2 separate regions of the Mus musculus genome follow, and region 2 is linked to region 1. The links are chromatin contacts, found by Hi-C or POLR2A ChIA-PET in ENCODE. All regions are on one chromosome and are shown on one strand. Each heading gives the region's core, a stretch centred on a gene start or an enhancer-like site at or near the end of the contact. The rest is flanking DNA. Distances are from core to core; before and after follow the strand shown.

Evidence for each region. Hi-C counts contacts between places; a loop is a spot of excess contacts on that map. ChIA-PET counts read pairs that join two places held with the same protein, here RNA polymerase II (POLR2A).
Region 2: a map of heart shows a loop between it and region 1 (3-fold over the local background). The contact joins the promoter of Dhx36 here to the promoter of Arhgef26 in region 1. A Hi-C loop is called at or near these places in 1 of 37 maps with a recorded cell type or tissue (heart). POLR2A ChIA-PET finds 5 or more read pairs at or near these places in 2 of 5 experiments (both embryonic stem cell).

Annotation. Positions count from the first base shown.
Region 1 is chr3:62,335,933-62,342,657 of GRCm38, reverse strand. Arhgef26 (Rho guanine nucleotide exchange factor (GEF) 26) reads right to left here and starts at 3,881. Exons shown (of 14, transcript NM_001081295.1): 1 at 2,085-3,881; 2 at 1,275-1,314. The coding sequence starts at 3,161. It overlaps Gm33923 (a long non-coding RNA gene), which reads left to right. Exons shown (of 3, transcript XR_375701.3): 3 at 811-1,640.
Region 2 is chr3:62,504,433-62,511,157 of GRCm38, reverse strand. Dhx36 (DEAH (Asp-Glu-Ala-His) box polypeptide 36) reads left to right here and starts at 4,170. Exons shown (of 25, transcript NM_028136.2): 1 at 4,170-4,440. The coding sequence starts at 4,219.

The DNA.
Region 1 (6,725 bases), core at 2,632-5,131:
CAGGCATTGTATATCAGATATCCTGTATACCAGATATTTACAGTATGATTCATAGCAGTAGCAAAATCACAGTTACAAAGTAGCAATGAAATAATTTGGTTGGAGGTCACCACAACTGTGTTAAAGGGCAGCATTAGACAGGTTGAGAATCACTACTCTGAAGGAAATATAAATCTGAAGGTTGTTGACCTCACATTCATACAAAGGTTCAGGAAAGAGCAAAGAATGAAAAGCAGCAGTTCTATGTCCCTAAGCTTGTGTTGCCACAGGTGTCCAGGGGGGACAAGTTACTAAAATTCTCAGAGCTTTTGATTTCCCCAGTTATAGAATCAAAGAGATGAATTTATCCCAACTAGTCAAAAATACCATATCTGGGTTTCTTCTCCAACTGACAATTACTTTCTACAACGACTTGATAAATAGCTCATTTGTAGTTACGCAGGAACTATTTTACAGTCATCCAAATTGTGTATTTTACATCTGCATGATTTTCTATTAGCTTTTCTTATGGAAGGGTGTACTTTCCTTCATTATTCATTAAAGGATGGAAACTCTCAGCATTTCAAAGCAATGAAGAAAGTAAGTCTACTCAAGTCCCCAGGAGTTTCCGGGCTGCAGCTGGGACCGGTCGCTCTGCTCCCTCCACCCCCCAGTTGGCCCCTTGACCTATCTATTTACAGAGCCCACTAATCTGATTAGCATGTGAACACCTGGCTGAAGCTGCTTTTGTTTTTGAAATTCTCAACAACAAATAATACACAGGATAAAAATTCCTAAGATTATGTTTTTTTTTTTTTTTTATTCCTCCAGAATACCTGCCTTTCCCCCAAAGGTGAAGCTTATTAGCAGGAAAACAGGAAGTCAGAAATGAAACTCAAATGTGGAAATACTGCAAAAAGAATATTAAGAAAGAAAAAAAAAAGTGGCCAAAGGAAATACCACAGGATCCAAGCTTCAGTCTCAAAGAGCCTGAGAGAGGAGCTAGAGCTTGCTCCACACCCACATTGTGAAACAGGTGGGGAGGGAGTCAGGCTAAAGAAATGAAATCTCTCTAGATGTAAACTGAAAAAGGTTAGCAGCTTATAAACATGCCCCCATGGATAAACAAGGTTAGCTGGGTGAACACAGCTCTGTGCTGGATAATCCAAGATAAAGTTGGGCATCCTTGTTTTTTTTTTCATCCCAAGTATCCTTGTTACTGCAGTTAGGTTTCAACTTATAATTGATGTACCATATTGAAGCTGCAATAAAAGTCTGGAAAATTAAATGCTTACCTTCCCCATCAAATGTTCCTTGTCCTTTCAGTATTTTTTTCTAAGAGAAAAACAAAATGGAGAGAAAATGTGTGTGAATAAGCCAAGTAAGTACAGCTATTTTAAGTCAAAAGCCCCTTTCTGCTATTTCCCTCAGACTTCCAAAAGCACATGGCCAAGAATCCCCATGGCAGTTAACCACAACAATAAAATAAAGTGTAGAGTGTCCCCGTTAAACTAGAGAAAGAATCCTCAAATGACCAGTGGTCCCACTCATTTCACTGTGATTCACTCTCCTGGTGACTGACTCTCCCTGACAGCTGGGGGGAGGGGCACATAAAAGTGTTATGTAATGTCTTTCCTTTAAGACTGTATGTCTAAAATAAAACAGGCTTGCTTGTGTATTGCATGTGTGACATTTCTATAGACTGATTCCAGTCGTCTGATTAATCAAGGAAAAAAAAGTGGGGGGGAATGTGACTGCTCTATTGCTTAGATCTACTCCAAAACATTCCACTCTGATTGTCCCTTTTCCTTTAGATCAACGGTAGAAAACAAGAATATTGAGTAAGGACAACTGCTAGGCCCATATCAGGGCACAATACCTCACACCCTCACACAAGTTCTAAGCTATTAGTTTGTCAAAAACATTCATTGATTAATAATAATAAAACACAAACATGGGACATGGTGACTCAAATAAATAGAAAGCAATGCACTGTTCCATGATTTGGGTAGATGAATTAAATTCATGTGCCATGAGCATTCAATTCTTTCCCAACACGTTCACACTGGATTTAATGAATGGCATGTGAGCCTGCCCAGTCCTACCTTTATCCTTCCCAGGCTAGAGAACTTCTCCTTGTCTTCCATTACGGCCTTCAGGACAGGCTGGGACATTCTGTTCTTCTTCTTTGAGCTGGTGGGACTGTCAAAATCAAAGCCGCTGACCACTGCCCTTCTGTAAGACGTGGACCTCAAGCCTCGCCGAAGGGAGCCGGGACTGTCCATGTCGTTGTCGACTTCGCCTTCCTCCCCTTCGTGGCCCAAGGGTGCTCCCAGTCCCTCCACCATGCTGCGCACCTTGAGAAGCCTCCTATGGGACTCCACGTTCTGACTATTGGATTTACTCAGTTTAATTTCAGAGGCAAGGCTTTTTGGGATAATCTGCTGCTTTCCCATCTTGAGGGCCGCCGGGCTGTTGGTACTCAAAACCACGGAAGGGTTTGGGAGCTCATTCCCTTGGGAGGGCAGCCTTTGGAGTGGCAGTTTTTGTTCTGAAGACTTGTGTGGGAGAGCAGGAGAGAGTCTCGAGGGGGCCAGCTCCAAGTCCCCAGCTGGCTGACCAGTTTGTGATACTGGGCCAGATGAGTCGGTTTTATGGGCAAGGCCATTGGCAATGGGCGAAGATACCTTACTGGCAGTCACCCCGGTGCAGTCCTCATCGGTGGCGCAAGAGGCCGGGGTGTCCGGAGTCCGGGAGGCGCGCGACAACAGCGCCGCGGGCGAGGCCACGGTGCCATTAGAAGTGGACTTCGGGGAGCCGCCCGACGCCGCGTAAGAAACCAGGGGTGACTTGGGCCGTCGGAGTCGAGGAGAAGCAGCTCTGTAGTCCGGGGACACCGTGCGACCATTGGTCACCGGCCTCCGATGCGCGCTCAGAAGCTGGGGGCTCCTGGACACCGTCCTGTCGTCCGGGTCGGCGGGTACGCGGACCGGAGTCTGCGGCGTGGGAAGGGCAGCCAGCTCCTCCACAGGGAAGTCGGTGATCAGCAGCCCGCTGGGGCTCTGGTACGACTGTGGCCGCGGCTTGCTCCGGCTGAGCAACTGGAGCGGAGGGGTGGACCGTCTCCGCCACAAAGGGGTGACGCCGTTGCTGGAAAAATCCACCTCGCTTTCGCCGTCCATAGCGGGGCCTTTGAGCCAGCCCCGAGAGGAGGAAAGCTGCTCAGGTTGCCTAAGAGAAAGGAACTTTGCCTCCGGACAACTAGTCTTGTCTGGGAGCCTAACCGGGTTCCAGCCCGGCGGTCACACGGGTGTCGCGCGGGACTCGGCAGCGCCGCACTTACCCGCCCTTTCTCGGGCACAGCGTCTCCCGCCAAGCTTCCCGACCGAGGACTGAGATCCGAGCCGCAGTTGATCAGATGAATCCCGTCTCCTCTGCGTCCTTCCCGCCCCCCAAGCCCGCCGGCACCTAGAGAGCTCGCCGCCACCGCAGGACCCTTGGAAAGAGTTCAGCTGGCTGGGACAGCTCGCCGTGGGACGCTCCCCCGCGTCTCCATCTAGCCGCCCGCCCCGCGCCAGTCCACCCGGTCCCCGGTATGCGGTCTCCAGCGCGCTCACCCTTCCGGGGCACAGACCAAGGAGTACTCCCTGTCCCCGAGGGTGGCCTGGGTCCTTACTAAAGCGCGGAGACAACCGCTCAGCCTGGGACAGCAGAGGCCCGCGGCGCCGGCCCCGCCCCCGCGCTACGCCCCGCCCCAGCACGCCGGGGAAGCTCGCACCGAGGCGCCCAGGAGTTCCCGCCCCTGCCTTCCCGGAGTGCGCTCAGTGATTGTAAACGGGACGCGCACACCTGAGCTGCCTGTCCAGACCCTGAGTGCAAGAATGCAGGAGCGCGGGCGGCCGCCCTACGGGCCAGCTGGAGGGCGCGGTCGCAGATCTGAACACTGCGTGGGAATGGTCGTGAGAGCAGAGAAAGGGCTTCTTGATCATCCCTAGACCTGGAGGGGAAGGTTGGAAGGGTGAAACACTTCGGAGCTTGGTGCTGCTGCGACACTTCACTGGGCCACTTGTGGGCGTCAAACTGAACCTCACTCCGGGCTCTCACTCATCTGCTTGCAATAATGTGTGGACTACAGACAGATTTGCTTGTATGCACTCAGAGGAGACTGAGAGGCCAGGTGGACTATGACTCTACATGTCCTAATGTCCTAATCTTTGTGCCCTGTATGTTTGAAAGTCACACAGTAAAAGTAAACAAAATACAAAATATTTATTAGTGTGTAGTTGTGTACAATATAAATTGAAAATCTGTATGTAGAATAAAATATCGAACAAGAAGTAAATTCCAAATCCTTATTAGAGATTAAGAGGCTGGGCCTACCCCTTCAATCTAGTCTTTTTTCACTAGCTTTATCTAGTCAAGCCAAGTCCACAGTCTTAGAGCCTTCAAGTTTATTTCTTGGCCTTCTGGTTTGTCACTTCATTGGAATTACCCCCGATTTCCCCAACCACCTGATCTCTTTCTTTTTCACATTAACCGAAATTTGTAAATCTGAATGCTTAGTTATATGTCTGTGTATTAGTGCTTAATCTATTCTGCCTTTGCATTGTAGTTTTGAAGAGGGCAGGGGTTATATTTGTGACTCATGCACACAGTAAGTGATAAATATCTGTGGAGTTTGGAAGTAGATGAATAAGAGAAATGAACTGGGCCAGTGATATCTTTTAGATGTTGGTTGCCAAGTTGGCTATGTCTTGGTGAAATTCCAGGTATGTACGACCTGAGAAGACATGATTTTGGTTGATGAGATCTGTAGAATTGGTTGTTAGCAAGACACAGGGCAGGCTCCAAGTGTTCAAAGTTCATGTGAGTGCCCACTGTTTAAAGCCATGCTTCTTTCTGCTTTGGGTGGCAAAAGGAAGGGTGGTTCTTTATGTTTTTCTATAATTACCAAAGTGACACAGTGAAGGTCTTTGATCTCAGAAACTTTTTTGAACTCGAACAAATGGAATCAAAATGTATATCGAAATCATTTTTGAGAAGATTTACTAACAATTTCATACGGAAATAAGTGGATTCTATGTTCATCTATGGAGCCTTGCTGTAGGGGATTTTCATATCAATAATATTAGTTTTATATAATAAATTTAACTTCAGAAAGTTGTGGAGATTTATAAGTGGCAGGTTTAACGTGGATCAGAGTGCAGTCTGTGATCAAAGTTTAAAGACTTCGAGAATGGCCTGAGAAGTTAATGTCCCTGTAGGTCACATGGGTTCTTGAGCTGTGGTGACTTGTGATGAAGAAGTCACAGTCTGCTCACCTCCGTCCTGAGCAACAGCCTACTCCCCAAACAGCATCGAAACAACAAACTAAGGAAAATTGGCAAGCACACAGACTGTGTATTTTAGCCTCCATTTAATCTATTATATATTTTCAAATCTAAGGCGTAGTCAGTTGGTTGCTGTGCTGGCTAGTCTTATATCATCTTTAATATACAACCTAGAGTTATCTGAATGGAGAGAACCTTAATTGAGAAAAGGCCTCTGTAAGGTCCAGCAGAAAGGCATTTTCTTCATGATTGATGGGGGAAGGCCCAGCCCATTGTGGGCAATGCCATCCTGGAACTGGTGGTTCTGGGAAGCAGCACCCCTCCGCAGCCTCTGCATCTGCATCAGCTCCTGACTCCAGGACACTGCCCTGTTTGAGTTGTTGTCCTGGCTTCCCTTGGTGATGAACAGTGACATGGAAGTATAAGCCAAATAAACCTTTTCCTCCCCAACTAGCTTTTTTGGCATAGGATTTTGTCACAGTAATAGAAACCGTAACTACAATATATGAATTGCAAAGCTAGTTAATTAAAATATGACACAATGCAGCATCATAAGGAATTCTTTATACTTACTGAAAAGATATTTTTTAGATTAGCTTAGTCAAAATTTTTTCTTTTGTGCACATATACAAAGTGTAAAATATAAGCAGAGTGAATTGGTTGAGGTTTATACTATTGCTTTAGAATACTTTTGTTTTCACACAGCTACTAATATGCATGGTTTTCCCCTAAAAAAGAGCACCAATAGTACAATATTTCTCCTTTTTTTTTTTTTTACATTTTCTAGTTCAGTGGATTTATTTAACACAAATCTAAAATTTTACTATATTTTAGCTATACAGAATAGCCCATTTAATTCTATTTTGTAGAATTTATTTAAGTTATTTATTTCTTTTAATTTTATTTTGTTTATTTTCATTCCAGTCATTGCCACTCCCCCCACCTCTACCCCCACCCTCCCATCCCACCCCGCCTGCCCCAGTCTCTCCTCCTACAATTCCTGATCCCATTCCTCCTCCCCCTTGCCTCCAAGAGGGTGCTCCTCAGCCACCAGGCCTCCTGCTTCCCTGGGGCAAGTCTCTGGAGAATTAAGCATGTTTTCTCCCACAGAGGCCAGACCAGGCAGACCTATGCTGTCTCAATATGTGCCAGGGGCCTAGGACCAGCCCATGCAAGCTCTTGGTTGGTGGCTCAGTCTCCAGGAGCTCCCTGGGATCCTGGTTAGTTGAGACTGAGACTGCTGGTCTTCCTATGGGGTCTCCCTCCCCTTCAGCTTCTCCAATCCTTCCCCTAATTCAACCACAGGAGTCTCCAACTTCAGTCCAATGGTTGGGTATAAGTATCTGTGTCTGTCTCAGCTGCTGGTAGGGTTTCTCAGAGGTCATCCATCCAGTCTCCCATCTGCAAGCATATCAG
Region 2 (6,725 bases), core at 2,921-5,420, 170 kb before region 1:
GCTGAGCTATGTGAAACATTGTCTCAAGAAAATCAAACAAAACAGTCAGTTCTTTGTAATACATGATATGTTTACCCTTTATTAAAGACAAAAGCAAATTCGTGTACTAATGTGAAAGATGTGTTGGTTTATTTTTACACAAATAATTAAATCTTCACGCAGATCATATAGCATTTTCAGTGTTTTCCAGAGTTACCAATATGTTGACTTTATAAACAACATTTCACATAAATACAAAATGGAATAACTATATTTAGGATTATTTCCAAAATTGTTGGGAATTCTATGCCACCCCAAGGCAAAACCATTCAACAATTTTTAAAATAAAACTCAGATCAGCAATTCAAACAGAAAATCTAAAAATCAAATATTCTAACGTATTATAGTCTAAAGATATAAAAATTTAGTACTAAATGTTAAGGAGTAAAAATAGCAAGTGTTGGTTTTCCATAGCTAAACCATTATTTCTCTGTAATAGCTGTATGCTTTTATGTATTTTTAAGAACACTGAAGCTCATAGCATACCTTTGGTGAAAATTAAAACCAAGTGATTCCATCACCTTATTACTTTATAATGTGCACAGTGACTGCATGCACATCACATTGTATGCATGTTGATACTGCAAATCAAAACTGTAGTGGAACACTGGCTGGTGTAACAAAAACACCTTGCCTTAATTAACATGCATGGTTTTGAATTAATTGCTTGTTCAGAAAACTTACTTTGTTGCCAAAAATTTCTTAGCACTGACATTCAGTTACGTGACCTCAGATGGGGTTACAACTTTAGATTAGGAAACTGGGGCCAACAGAACATAGATAAAATGGACAAAGGGATAATTCAGGTGCCACTCAGAACACAGAGGATCAATCATGGAATTTCATCCCACTAAGTAGAACAGCACACAATTTAAAACATAGGAATTCACTGGGAGTTTTGTACTTAACTGTTTGGGGTCTATAATTGACCACCAATAGCCAAAACTATGGAAGTAAAGACAGAAGACAGGATTGCATACTCACAATTTTAAGTGAGCAAGGTAAGGGAGAAGAAGAAGAAGGACATCTATGGAGAAAATGGAGATGATGAGGACATCCTTGGAATAGACAGGAGATGTGCACGTTTTGTAGGCATGGTGCTAACTTCTAGTCTCCAGTGAAGATCCAGTCTTCCCTGACTCTCCTAGCAAGATTAGGATCAAAAATTTTGGGGAGACTCTGTCTGCCTTTACATAATAAAGATTTCAAAAACTCAGATGCATTTACTCAAAACACTTTTAGGTCACAGTGGATTAATTTGGATCACTTCCTGGCCTAATAGCAATATCCATACACATACCTTTATTTTTCTTTACAAAACAAACAAACAAACAAACAAACAAACAAACAAACAAAACACCAAGCACTTAAAAACTCCTATCTGGCCAGGCAGTGGTGGTGCACGTCTTTGTTCCCAGCACTTGGGAGGCAGGGGCAGGCAGATTTCTGAGTTCAAGGCCAGCCTGGTCTACAGAGTGAGTTCCAGGACAGCCAGGGCTATACAGAGAAACCTTGTCACAGAAAAACCAACAACAACAATAACAACAACAACAACAACAAAAACCCTTCTATCTGCCGTTTTTTTGTAGCTTTTGCTTTTGTTGTTGGTCAAGCATCTCCATCACCTTTAAATCAGATGTCTAAATAAAAACCTTTGGTGAAAATTAAAACCAAGCGGTTAAATCACTCAATTGCTTTATAACAGGTGGCACAAGGCACTGACTAGTCTTGTTAATAATCAGCACATGGCTTCAAATCAGTGTGTGAATCTTAAACTGTGCTTTATATTTCTCAAGTGTCCTGCCTTGAATTCTGGAACATATACCTATTTTATGCTATTAGATATGATAAGTAAGTAAAGATTATTTTTAAATAAAGTAAAGTAAAAGTAAAGATTAAAGTAAAAGTAAAGTAAAGATTATTAAAGATAAAGTAAAGTAAAGATTATTTTTTTTATTTATTTACATTCCAGTCATCGCCTCCCCTCCTGCTTCCCCTCTCCCACAGTTCTTCATCCCATTCCTCCTTTCCCTTGCCTCCAAGAGGACAGTCCCCTCAAGACTACCCACTTCCCTGGGGTCTCAAGTCTCTGGAGGATTAAGCACAACTCTCACTGAAGCCAAACCAGGCAGACCTCTGCTATATCTGTGCCAGGGGCCTGTGCTTGGCCCATGTATGCTCCTGGTTGGTGGCTCAGTCTCTGGGAGCTCCCTGGGTCCAGGTTAGTTGAGACTGCTGTTCTTCCTATGGGGCCATCCTGTCTTCATCTTCTTCAGTCCTTCTTCTAATTCAACCACAAGGGTCCTCAACTTCAGTTCAATGTTAGGTGTAAGTATCTGTGTTTGTCTCAGTTCACTGCTGGTAAGGCCTCTCAGAAGATAATCATGCCAGGCTCCTGTCTGTAAGCACATCATAGATCAGAAATAGTGTCAGGCCTTGTTGCTTGGAGCCCAAGTTGGGACGGTCATTGGACTGACTTTCCTTTTGTCTCTTATCCATTTTTGTCCCTGCAGTTCCTTTAGGCAGGAACAAATCTGGGTCAGAAAATTTAACTGTGGGTTAGTAACCCAGTCCCTCTTCTTGAGACCCTGTCTATCTACTGGAGGTAGTAGTCTCTTTAAGTTCCCTCTCCTCACTTTTGGGCATTTTGGCTAAGGTCACCCACATTGAGTCCTGAGAGTCTCTCACCTCCCCGGTCTCTAGTACTTTAGTACTTTCTAGAGACCCCCGCGCCCCTCCCATCCCCTTGGCTGCTTATTTCCATTCATTCTCCTGGCCCTCTGGGCTTCTCTCCTGCTCACCCACCCAATACTTTATCCTGTTTCATTTTCCCCTCCCCCTTCCATTCGGCTACCTCCATCCCTCTGCCCCCATGATTATTTTCTTCCCCCTTCTAAGTGGGATTGAAGCATCCTCATTTGAGCCTTTCTGCTTGTTAAACTTTAAGTACTGTGGATTGTATCCTAGGTATTCTGTACTTTTTTAGTTAATATCCACTTATCATTGAGTACGTACCATGCATGTCCATTTGGGTCTGGATTACTTCGATGATCAGGATATTTTCTTGTTCCATTCATTTGCATGCAAAATTCATGATGTCCTCATTTTTAATAGCTGAATAGTATTCCACTGAGTAAATGAACCACATTTTCTGTATCCATTCTTTGGTTGTTTCCAGCTTCTGGCAATTACATATAAGGCTGTTATGAACATAGTGGAGCACATGTCCTTGTGGTATGGTAGGACATCTTCTCATATATTCACAAGAGTGGTATAGTTGGGTCTTCAGGTAGAACTATTTCTAATTTTCTGAGGAACTGCCAGATTAGATACAAGTAACCTATGACAGCCTCAAACTCATTATACAGCTAAGGGTCAAATTCTGATTTATCATCTTCCATCTGCTGTTTGCTGAGATTGCATACCTGCACCACAACACCGTTTATACTGTTTGGGATTAAAACCATGCCAGGCAAGCACTCTTATCAATTGAGCTGACACCCAAGTTCCAGGATTAAAGTTTTTTTTTTTTTTTAAGATTTATTTATTTTATGTATATGAGTTTACTATAGCTGTTTTCAGACACACCAAAAGAGGGTATGGGATTTGATTATGGATGGTTGTGAGCAACCATGTGGTTGCTAGGAATTGAACTCATGACTTCTAGGAGGAGCAGTCAGTGCTCTTAACGGCTGAGCCGTCTCTCCAAGCCTAGTATTAGAGAGTCTTTAAAGAAGGTATTTGGGTGCGTATATTTGACTGAAAGAGGTGCCAGGCGTTTTCTAAGAAATAAGAACTTCTTTGGTCTTTGAGGACAGAGTACACAATGGTCGATGGTTTTGTTGGGTATGTATTTGCATGGCTTTGCAAATAAGTTCTAGGTTTAACAAAGTAATTAAAATTCACTCAAATTTCCACATTTTCTCAGGCTAGTTTAAATTCCCCGCCATCCGAAGGACGCCCACCCAGGAGCTAAGTTTCTGGCCAGAACACGAACCGCGGCTCACACCGCTGGCGCCGTCCGTGACGTCACCGGAAATGTCTGCTTGTGACACTCAACGTCCCGCCCTCTCGCGCTGGGCGCCGGAAGCAAAGCAGAGGGGAATGTGCGCCCGCTTCCGGGCCCGGACGCCATTTTCAGCGGTTGAGTTTTGGCAGAGCTGCTAGTCGGCTCCGACAATGAGCTACGACTATCATCAGAGCTGGAGCCGCGATGGGGGCCCACGGGGCTCCGGCCAGGGCTCCAGCGGCGGCGGCGGCGGAGGGAGCCGGGGCTCGGGCGGCGGCGGAGGGGGCCGCGGCGGCCGGGGCCGGCATCCCGCACACCTTAAGGGTCGCGAGATCGGCCTGTGGTACGCCAAGAAGCAGACGCAGAAGAACAAGGAGGCTGAGAGGCAGGAGGTATGGAGGTCTCGTCAGGACGCGTTTGCTCTCCCTGGCGTTTGCTCGAGCTCGATGCAACCTCTGTCGAGCCCCGGGTAACGGGTCACCCGATGGGTTGCGCCTCCATCCCAAGCCATCACTGCTGCAGCCGATGCATGCTCTGTTTACGGACTTGAGAACTGAACTGAGGGTGAATGCTAAATTCAGACTCTAGCCAAGCCGACTCTTATTAGGGGATGCAATCATTTAGAATGCTTGCTGTCACCTTTAAGTTTTTTCCCCGAAGCAGCCAACAAAAGCATTAAAACACTGTCTTAAGTGTGTAGATCTTGGAGAAAAAAGTAGTTTAGGTAATAGTATTAGCATTAAAGTGAGTCATATGCTGGTCTTTTTTTTTTTTTTTTTCTCCCTTTCTGTTCTGAATTTTCTGTTGACTAGCAGCGCCTCTTTTAAGACTTATTGAAAGGAAGACGCTGTAGAGAAGTATTTGGCTAATTTCATCAGGAAATTGTCAGTTTGGTTTGTATCTTGAAGACCTGTAGTATAGGAAGCATCGTGTTTTTGTTGTCTGTTTTGTTTTGTTTTGTTTTGTTTTGTTTTGTTTTACCTGAGACAGGGTTTGTGTAGCCTTGGCTGTTCTGAACCTGCTCTGTAAATCAGGTTGGCCCTGAACACACAGAGATCCACCTACCTCCGAGATTAGAGGTGTGCACCACCAACCCAGCAAACATAATGGTTTTTGAGTGACCTGGTCTAAGTAACTCCATCATTGCGCAGAATCTTTAAGTGTTTGGACACTGTTTCATACATGCTTTTTTGAATGCTAAAGACCTTTGCATTCTAATAGGGGGAAAGAAATACCTAAACAAATAAGTTCAATAAGCGGATCTTTCCAGATATACACAGGACACACGTAACTTGTGCCCTGGATATTGATGCTACATAGTGCAGGCTGACCTTGTACTCCTAGTCCTCTTTTCATTCCCAGTGCTGGGATTTCATATGTGCACACCTCAGGGCTAGGCTTTTTTTATTAGTTGACCCCTTGATCCCAGTCCCATCCCCAAACTTCCACTTTAGCAAATGCCAGTGTTGTTTATTCACCTGCCATGTGGAAGTGAGCATTGATTTTTCTCTTTTCATTTTGGGAAATCTGTTTGCTCTGCTTTCTTGCTTATCTCTGCAGCAAGTATGGGTCAGACCTCTTAACTTGTTATTTGAATTATAGCCGCCCACCCCAGTCCCATTGTGGTCTCTTAAAACGTGATTCCTTAAGTGGTCTTTAGATCATTTTATTCTTTACTTCCCAACTTGTTTATTGAAGCCATGCAGCTTCTGCCTCTCATTGGTGTTGCCTGGGAACCATGTGATCTGGCTGTAACCTGTAACCCTCCTTGGGTTGATTTTTCCCAGCTCAAGCTCTGAGGCTGATGTAATCATTTATGATTTCTGCTCCTTATTACTTTTTTTTTTTTTTTTTTACCATTTTCCTCTCTAAAACGAGTCTTTGAATTATCTCTAAACATGGTTTTCAATTGGTATAATTCTTTTCAGCACTTTTGGCTTGATAAGATTTTTATCCTAGAATTTCCATCGCTTTTACATTCAAACAAGCCTCATGCTTGCAGATGAAAATACTCCAGTGGGTCCTCATAGTTCTTTCCATATATGTGTATGGCAAACTTACTATTATAGTACCTAATTTATAGAGATGATGTGTGCTAAGGGCCATAGACAGAATGCTATGTTACTAAATAGGAGGATATGGGCTTTCTAGTCAAATGAAAGGATCTTAAAAGATAGAGATAGTTAGCCGTTACTGGGCTACAAGTGAGGGCTTCTGGATGAGCAAGGCTTCGCAGCCTTTCTAATTCTGTGACCTTTTAATACAGTTCCTCATGTTTTGGTGACACCCCCCACCCCCATACACACATGCCTTAAATTTATTTGGTTGCTGTTTTGTAATTTTTTTTTTTTGCTCTTCTTATAAGTGTAATGTAAATGTCTGTGTTTTCCAGTGGGCTTACGAGACTCCTGTGAAAGGGTCGTTTGACATTAAGGGGTCTATGAGAGACGATGACCTAGAAACATCTTCACTAGATTTAGCATTTGGCATTGCAAGGGCCCGTGGATACTATTGAAATGAGGGTACATAATGAAAAGAATGGCCTAGTTCTGAAGTAGACCTATCTTGTTTCTCCAACTTGAATATGCATAGGATTCACCTGGCACCTAGTTAAAGTAAATGACCGGACAGAGCCAGAGAGTCTACTTCTCTAACAGACTTACACATGATGCCAGCG